Linked DNA regions of Mus musculus: regions 1 and 3 are each linked to region 2. The links are chromatin contacts, found by Hi-C or POLR2A ChIA-PET in ENCODE. All regions are on one chromosome and are shown on one strand. The core of a region is the stretch at or near the end of the contact, and the rest is flanking DNA. Distances in the headings are between cores, read along the strand shown. Region 1 holds the start of Fiz1 (Flt3 interacting zinc finger protein 1). Region 2 holds the start of Ppp1r12c (protein phosphatase 1, regulatory subunit 12C). Region 3 holds the start of Ndufa3 (NADH:ubiquinone oxidoreductase subunit A3).

Evidence for each region. A loop is a pair of places that touch in the nucleus more often than their neighbours do. ChIA-PET counts read pairs that join two places held with the same protein, here RNA polymerase II (POLR2A).
Region 1: POLR2A ChIA-PET joins it to region 2 with 12 read pairs in Patski. The contact joins the promoter of Fiz1 here to the promoter of Ppp1r12c in region 2. POLR2A ChIA-PET finds 5 or more read pairs at or near these places in 4 of 5 experiments (Patski and embryonic stem cell).
Region 3: POLR2A ChIA-PET joins it to region 2 with 14 read pairs in embryonic stem cell. The contact joins the promoter of Ndufa3 here to the promoter of Ppp1r12c in region 2. A Hi-C loop is called at or near these places in 1 of 37 maps with a recorded cell type or tissue (v-Abl transformed pro-B cells). POLR2A ChIA-PET finds 5 or more read pairs at or near these places in 2 of 5 experiments (Patski and embryonic stem cell).

Annotation. Positions count from the first base shown.
Region 1 is chr7:5,013,419-5,016,118 of GRCm38, forward strand. Fiz1 (Flt3 interacting zinc finger protein 1) reads right to left here and starts at 1,310. Exons shown (of 3, transcript NM_001110329.1): 1 at 1,207-1,310. Zfp524 (zinc finger protein 524) reads left to right here and starts at 2,090. Exons shown (of 2, transcript NM_025324.2): 1 at 2,090-2,142.
Region 2 is chr7:4,500,255-4,502,954 of GRCm38, forward strand. It overlaps Ppp1r12c (protein phosphatase 1, regulatory subunit 12C), which reads right to left and starts at 1,426. Exons shown (of 22, transcript NM_029834.3): 1 at 1,012-1,426. The coding sequence starts at 1,344.
Region 3 is chr7:3,615,770-3,618,660 of GRCm38, forward strand. It overlaps Ndufa3 (NADH:ubiquinone oxidoreductase subunit A3), which reads left to right and starts at 1,604. Exons shown (of 4, transcript NM_025348.3): 1 at 1,604-1,638; 2 at 1,848-1,922. The coding sequence starts at 1,629. Oscar (osteoclast associated receptor) reads right to left here and starts at 388. Exons shown (of 5, transcript NM_001290377.1): 1 at 272-388. The coding sequence starts at 308.

The DNA.
Region 1 (2,700 bases), core at 60-2,559, 510 kb after region 2:
TCTGTAGTTTCAGAAACAAAACCTTTTTACCAATGAAATGGGAATGCCAGTGTTTCCTTCATACAGTGATGGTGTGAGCTAAGTAAAACTGTAGCAAGCTGTACAACGCACTTAGGAAAGCCGAGGCACAGGAAAGACGTAACTGAGCAGTTTGACCAAGTTCCTCTTAGTTTCTTTATTCTCATATGCTTCTTAGTTAACTTGACTTTTCTAAGTTAAATCTTCACTGAGACTTGCTTCCAAATCCCACCTAACTTCTCCTTCAAATAAGTCACATTTTTCTATAATCACCTCTACTTCGCTATTATATTCTTAGCTTGCCGCCAAGCCCCCCCCCCAAGCATTTTTACCTTCGTGATAAAAACCTGATAGTTCCACTAAAACTTTCCAAATTGCACACCTAGATCGCTGCCCCCCCCCCCGCCCCCCGTCTTGTCTTGTTGTTTTTTCTTTCTTTCTTTCTTTTTTTTTTTTTTCGAGACAGGGTTTCTCTGTATAGCCCTGGCAGTCCTGGAACTCACTTTGTAGACCAGGCTGGCCTCGAACTCAGAAATTCGCTTGCCTCTGCCTCCCAAGTGCTGGGATTAAAGGCGTGCGCAACCACCGCCCCGCTAATGCCCCCACCCCCACCCCCTTGTCAAGGTAAGCTTTTCTTTAAGTCACACCTCAGGCAAACTTCACACAACATACTCTGGGCCTCTGTTGTCTTACTGGACCCCAGTTTTCCCCTCATCTTACGAAGTTTCTTCAATTTTTCAACCAAGGCCCTTTCCCCCATTTCATGAGATTCACGCCTCTTTGCTAGGCCCCACTTTATATAAACCTCTCCATTTTCTAACCAGTCTCCACACTTTCTTGAAACCCCTCCCCTCCAACTATAAGCCACGCCTCAACAAGCTACTCCTCCAGTTCTGCCCCGCCCCGACCACCTTAAGCTCCGCCCCTCCTGCGCCCTACGGTGTCTGGTGCAGCCGGCCCCCACCCCCACCCCTGCTCGATCTTGCGAACAAGGCCCGGAAAACTGGCCCTTTGTACCCCTCTCCCTGCCCCTACAAGGTGCAGTCTCGGGCGCCCGAGTCGGGGGCAGGTCAAGCGGCCCAGGAACTAGGCAAGACCACCTTGCTTTTGCGTTGCGGAGGTCCTGGAGACCAGGCAGGCCTCCGGGGGGCCGGGAAAGTCTGTCCGCTTTCCTGTTTAATTACTTACACCTCCCTCTGGGCGCCGACATTTTGGGTAGCGGGGTCAGCGTCACTTCCACCTGAGGGGCCTCTCGACTTCCGCCTCAGCTCTCTTCTACGCCCCCCCAACCCCCCTTTACCCCTCCTTCTTGGCTTCTCTATCCCGCCCCCGCCCCGCCCTTCTGTGTTTTCCTTTCCTATTTCCAGCCGCGGAGGTTAAAGAAGCTAGGCTAGCGCCATCTTTGTTGAGGGCAGGGCAGGGGCGGGGCCTAAGTTACCCGCGGCGCCATATAGACTAAGGGCAATACTCTCAGCGTGCAGCATTTCGTAGCCCACGGTGCGGTTACAAAGAGTTAACATAGATGTGTTTAGATAAGATTGCTTTTTTTTTCTAGTCTTTGACTTCTGCTGGGAAGGATGCGGGAAGAGGGAGAAAAATCCAAGTGGTCAAACTTGTTCAGAGTTAGGAAACACCAAGCACCATTTTACTACTTTAACTCCATGGCTCTTTGAAGCTGATGGGCGCCATATTAATTAGGGGCACTTAGCAGCCATTTCCCGCTTCTCATCTATCCGGTACCTGTATTTGATTGGGTCACCGGGTTGGGAAGGCTTCGTGGGAGGAAAGGCATTTTTGCAGGTGGTTGGGGATTTTTGTGCGTTGTCACTGGGCACACGAAGGCGCCTGATACGCAGGCGCATTTGTTGCTAGCGTGTCGGGGCCTTGGGACCCAGGGCATCCTCTTTGTTCCCCGCGGGCGCTGGCAGCAGGGAAGGGAGGGAGGGGCCCCCGGCTTCCGTGCCGAGGGGCGGGGTCCAGCTCACGCTCTGCTACCTCCCACACCCCCGCCCCGCCGCCGCCTAGGGGCTGGGCCCCCTCTCTCCCGCCCCTTCCCACGCTTCGGCCCGTCGCCCCCGGCGCGCGCGCGCGTACACACGCGAGCCCAGGCAGCATGCAAATGAGGTACCCAGAGGCGGGGGGCCCGGGTGGGGGGGATGGGGGAAAGAGGGTGGTCCCGGCGCGCGCGCATAAGCGCGCACCCGGCACCTGTTCCCAGCTTCTTTGCTCTCTCCTGCGCACGTCGACCTCGCGCCCCGCCGAGCGGTCTGGGCTCGCGCGCGCAGACCCCCTTCTGGCAGCCCCTGCCACCAATGTCCCCGCGCCGCTCATTGGCCACCGTACCCTGAGGGCCCGCCCCGCTTGCGGGCTGGGCCACTCGCGCCTGACAGGCACGCGTCGTACCGGACTTGTGGGTGGGAGAGGGTCGAAGAGCCACTCTGTCACTTCATAGGTATGTTTCAGAAACTCAGCTTCTTGTCCAGGCTTCCTCATCGTGCGAACCATATGATCCTGGACAAGTTGCTTCTGTGTGGACCTCATGCTATGTGCATATTAAAAGGGGGTGCAAGTTTTGGGGGTGTAGCTCAGGCCCAGTATGTGTGAGGCCCTGATTAGGATAGCCAACACCACACACAAAACTTTAAACCAACCAAACAATAAAATAATAAAAAGAGGGGTGCA
Region 2 (2,700 bases), core at 176-2,675:
CACTTTTTGAAGAAGGACGTTGGTTGCCTAAATAAAGTCTAGGAGATGAACCAACAATAGGTGAAGTGGCCATGTAATTCCAGAAATAAGAAGGGCAGAGAAGGGCCTGGCATGGTGGCGCACGCCTTTAATCCCTGCACTGGGGAGGCAGAGGCAGAGGCAGAGGCAGGCGGATTTCTTAGTTGGAGGCCAGTCTGGTCTACAGTGAGTTCCCAGCCAGGGCTATACAGAGAAACCCTGTCTCGAAAAAAAGAAGAAGAAGGAGGAGGAGGAGGAGGAGGAGGGCAGAGACATAAGGACCTGCATTTGAGGATGGCCTGGGCTACATAGCAAGACCTTGTCTAAAGGAAAAACAACAAAACAAAAGGAAAAGTGGTCCAGCTCCTCGAAGAGCAAATGCCTACAAGTTTCCAGGAAGGCAAACAATGTAAACAGAGAAAGAGAGTTGAGGAGAAACTTCTATAAGAGGTGACAAGCTCCCCAAATTGGGGGGGGGGGGGATGAATTGATAATGTAATTAAGGACATGGGATTGTAGGTAAGAGAAAAGATTAAAAAAAAAAAAAAAAGCAAAGGATGACGCGACAGAGGAAATGCCTTTTCAAGGAAACAACGTGGTACACTGTCCTGAGGCCACAACGTACAGCACAAGTCACGGGAAGAAGAGGAAGGCACAAACAGGATGGACCTTCAAAGAAGTGACACTGAAGGACCTGGGCCTAAAGAGGGTCAAGTCAGAGTGCAGGAGAACGAAACCACAGGCCTGGGTCAGGAAAGACTTCAGCACAGTCAAACAAGTACCAGCTAGGAAAGGAGGAACCCGGCCAGCATAGGCACGGAAGTAAGCGATGCTGCAAAAAATGCACGGGAGAGAGATGACAGCACGAATGACAGAGAAGAGGCGGCCACAGAGCAGGCGGGATCCTCAGCGATGGCACAGTCGAGGGGAGGTGGATCAGGGCCGAGGAGGGAGGATGCCCGAGTGGCGAAGACGCGGGGCGGGGGCGCTGACCTGGTGCAGGGCGCTGATGCCATCCGCGTTGGTGGAGTCGAGCACGGCACGGGCAGGCGGAGGGACGGCGGGGTCGGACGCAGCGCCGGAGCCGGGACCGGGATCCGCTGCGCGCAGCATCAGGCGAGCCTCGTCCAGATCGCCCCCCGCGCAGGCCGCCAGGAACTCAGCGGCGCGCTCGAAGCGGACCGTGCGGGCTCGCCGCTCCCCGGGGCCCGGGTCGGCGCCCGCCCGAGCCCCCCACTGCCGCAGCTGCTCCTGCCGCCGCTCACGGGCGGCCGCAGCAGCCGCCGCCGCCCCCGGGCCCGCTGCCGGACCATCCTCGCCGGACATCGCGCCGGCCGCTCGCCCGCCTACTAAGCGAGCGAGCGAGCACCGGGCGACGAACAGCCGCCACCCGCCCGCCCCGGGGGCCGCCGGGAACCGCCGCGCGACAAGCACCGCCCAGAAGCTCGCCCAGCCCCCGCTCGGTATATTGACGTCACGGCGCCGACCCAAAGCCCTCTGGGTAACCGAGTCCCGCCTGAGACTTGCGTAGCTATCGCTGGGGGCAAGGGCCTAAAAAGAAGCCCCTCGTAGCGAGCTGGGAAGTGGAGTTTCTCCCCATTGAGGAGCCTTGCATAACTTGAGCAGATAGGTTAGAGAATGAGGCAGCCGGCAGGCCGGCAGAAGTGCTGGGAAATGGGTTCTACAAGCGGAAGTCTTCGCTAGACTCGCTATATATCCTGAGGCACGTTTAGAAATCCGGAGCTGGAAGGGGTCGAACGAAAAACTCAAAAGGCACGCCCTCAATCCCAGCACTTGGGAGGCAGTGAGTTCGAGGCCAGTCTGGTCTGATCCTGGTCCTGAGTTCCAGGACAGCCAGAGCTACACAGAGAAACCCTCTCTCGAAAAAACAAGCAAAAAGAGAACTGCCTAAAGGAGGACATGTCCCTAGGGAGTGCTGGGAATCTGGGTAGAGCGGCCGGACAGGCTACTGGGGCATGCTGGGAAATGTAGTGTACTTTGTAAAGTGACTACCCCAAGGCGCATGGGAAATGATAGCGGATAGCGGATCCTGAGAGATAGAAATAAATTTTGCATACTTTTTACGATTTGTTTTGAGATAGGATGGCGCTCGAACTCATTAATAATGCCCTTGAACTTCTGATCTTCCTGTCTCCATCTCCTAATTGCTGGGATTACAGGAGTCTGTTTGTTTGTGTGTGTGTGTGTGTGGGGGGGGGGTTATTTTTGTTTTGAGACAGGGTCTCAGTATGTAGCCCTGCCTGGTTTGAAGCTCACTATGCAGACAGAATGGCCTCGAACTCACAAAACTCCGCCTCCTCCTGCCTCTGGAGTGATGAAATTAAAGGAGTGCCACCATGCCGTACTTGTTTTGGTTTTGAATCTGTCCCTCTCCCATCGGCTATAAGTAAACTCGATTTGTTTTCTTTGAGACCCTCTTAGTCCTAATGACTAGAACTAAGCCTGAGAGTAGGCAATAAAAAATATTTCGAATGAATGAATGAATGGGCTCCCTAAGGCATCAGGTAGACCAAGGGCCGACGGGAAATTGAGTTCTCAAACAAGATTAAAGCTTGTCACCGCCAAACTCATCTTTTAACATGGCGATAAAGTTCCCGAGCAAAGTTCAAGGAAATCAGATAACATAGGGCAAGCTGGGAAATGTAGTCTCAAGGCCACGCC
Region 3 (2,891 bases), core at 354-2,853, 880 kb before region 2:
GCCCCCTCCCTCCAGCACAGTAGACTTGCCCATTTACCATGAGAACTGAATACATTCTTTGACCCCTAGATATCCCTTACTCTCCTCTGCCTGGAGATCCAGAGAAACCTATGCTCACCCCCGACCCAGCAATCTGTCTTCCCCCGTTTAGGACTCAGGTATCTGGGTACCAGTCCTGATTCCTTTTTCTAAATTGGATGTTGAATTCCATATGAACAGATATAGCCCTCAGCCCAGCCAAGGATCCACACACAGGGGAGGGACAGCTCACAGAGAGTCGACAGCTGGAGTATCAGCGACAGGACCATGGTGGGCACTCTCCGTGGAGCTGAGGAAAAGGTTGACCCTGCCTTTTTCACTCTGAGGAAATGAAGCAACACCAGAAAGCCATGTGAGAGTCCTGTTTAGGGAACAGAGGAGTCAGGTGGAGGCTCCTGGGTAACTGTGTCATAGTTTCATTGTCTTGGAAAAAGTTGCAAGATGGAACAGTCATAGCCTCTGGTGTTCTTTAATTTAACTTAAAAGTTGGGGAGGAGGGCTGAGGACGTTGTCGCTAAGTAGAAGACCACTTGCCCAGAGTAGCCTCAGCACTGAGGAGAGAAAGGAAAGGGGCAGGTGGGAGGAAGAAAAATGGAAAAGAGGAAAAAAACAACAACAACAACAAAAAAAACAAAACAAAAAGGTAGAAAGGGAAAAAGAAGCTTGCTGTACAATATGTACTATGCCGGTAACAAGAGAAGGCTCAGACTCCATTACTGCTCTCACTGTCCAGTCCAGATATGTTAATTTTTTTAAGTGATGTGCATTATCTTAGAGGCTCAGGCTTGTAATCTCACCAGCTTGAGAAACCAAGGCAGGAGGCTGTCAAGTTCAAAGATTGCAGGGCCAACTTGAGCCATTTAATGCCCTGTCTCAAAATAAAAAGTAATGAAAGGGCTGAAAAATGTGGCTCAACAATAAAAGATATGCCTAAAATCCACCAGCAGGGACCTGGGATAGTAGAATCTATCAGCAAGTGGACGGAGGAGTGGCTCAATCGGAGATGGGTAGCCTAGCCTGTCCTGGTTTCAGTTTTCAGCACTAAGGGGCAGATGGAGGGAAAAGCCATGATCTGCATGCTAGTAACACAAAGCACAGGCAGTCCTTAATATATTTGGGATTAATTTAGAATTTCCAGAATGAGCTTATGTCTAGATGTGATCTCAATGTAAAGCTGACTTTTTTTTTTTTAAGGTTTATTTATGAGTACACTGTTGCAGTCTTCAGACACACCAGAAGAGGGCGTCAGATCCCATTGCAGATGGTTGTCAGTCACCATGTGGTTACTGGAAATTAAACCTTTGGAAGAGCAGACAGAGCTCTGAGCCATCTCTCCAGCCCAAAGCTGACTTTATTACAGGAGAACGTTATGTTACTTCTCCGATGCATTTGCTGAGTTATAAACTATAAGAAAATGGTGAGGCCAGCAGGTGTTCAAGGTGGTTTAAATCTTTCAGTCCTCTTAAGCCTCACTCCAGAACTACAACTCCCGAAAGGGTCCACGTCCTCGCCCAAGGGGCGGGGCCTCACGCAAGGAGAAGGACCACAACTCCCAGAGAGCTCCGCTCCTTGTCGCCGCCAAGAACAAGATGGCCGGGAGTAAGTACAGGTTTGGAGCTCGCGGGGATCAAGTAGTTCCAGGAAACTGTGGGCTGATCCGTGGCTGAGTCTCAGTGGAGCCTTGGGGACCGGTAATCCGTCCCAGAATAGGGGCGCGGCAGTCACGAGGGTGCAGAGCAGGGGTGATACGAGAGTGTTAGAGGTCACCGCAGTAGTCCCCAAGGGTGACTGTCTTCTCACCTCTCTAGGAATCTCTGCCTTCCTCAAGAATGCCTGGGCGAAGGAGCCGGTGCTGGTGGTGTCCTTCTCTGTCTGGGGCCTCGGTGAGTGCCCCCTTCCCCGGCGCGAAAGTGCATCCTCCACCCGGAAGTCATCAGCATTCCACGGCACAGTTTCATCTCGCATCCCCTTGCCAGCCATATCCTGACATTACTGTCGCTCTTCCCTCACCACACACAAGAGGTGCACATTCAACTCAGTTTGACTCTGTAGGCAGAACTCCTCGGCGAAGTCTGACTTATGCAAATCTCTCAGCAAGCCTCCCACCTTGCAGTGGGACAGGGTTACTCACAGTTCTGATGCATTGAAGCCCGGGAGATGGAGGTGACCTGTTAAATTTTCATTCTGAAAGTCTGGGGTGAGGCCTTGGATTTGGCAGCCATCACAGTACCAAAATTGTCAGTATTGCTGGCCTGGAGTGTGACAGAGAAGTTCTAAAACCCACCACCAGCTATCTACCACCCTGACTTTCAAAGACCTAGAATGCTCTAATGTATGTGGTTTTAATTGATTATATGTTGAAATAGTGATTTAATGTATACTTGGTTCGTTCTTAAAGTTAAAATTACATTTTTTAAGGTGTGTGTGTGTGTGTGTGTGTGTGTGTGTGTGTGTGTTGGCTACCAGTTGGGTTTGGGGGGTCGGAGGACAACTTACTGGAGTCAGTGCTCATTCTGAGTTCCAGTGAGCAGGTAATTTTAACTATTGAGCTCTCTCACCACACTAAGGTTAAAAACTTCCTTGAACTGACTTCTTCTGAATCTTTTCAGTTTTCTTTTTTATAGAGGATACAAATCACTTAGCTCAAGTGGGCCTCAAACTCACAGCAGTCTGCCTTGGGTTCTTATGTGTTGATATCACACGCCTGAGCCACCATCCCTGCATATCTTTATTTTATTTTATTTTAATTATTATTATTATTATTTGGTTTTTCGAGACAGGGTTTCTCTGTGTAGCCCTGGCTGTCCTGGAACTCACTCTGTAGCCCAGGATGGCCTCGAACTCAGAAATCC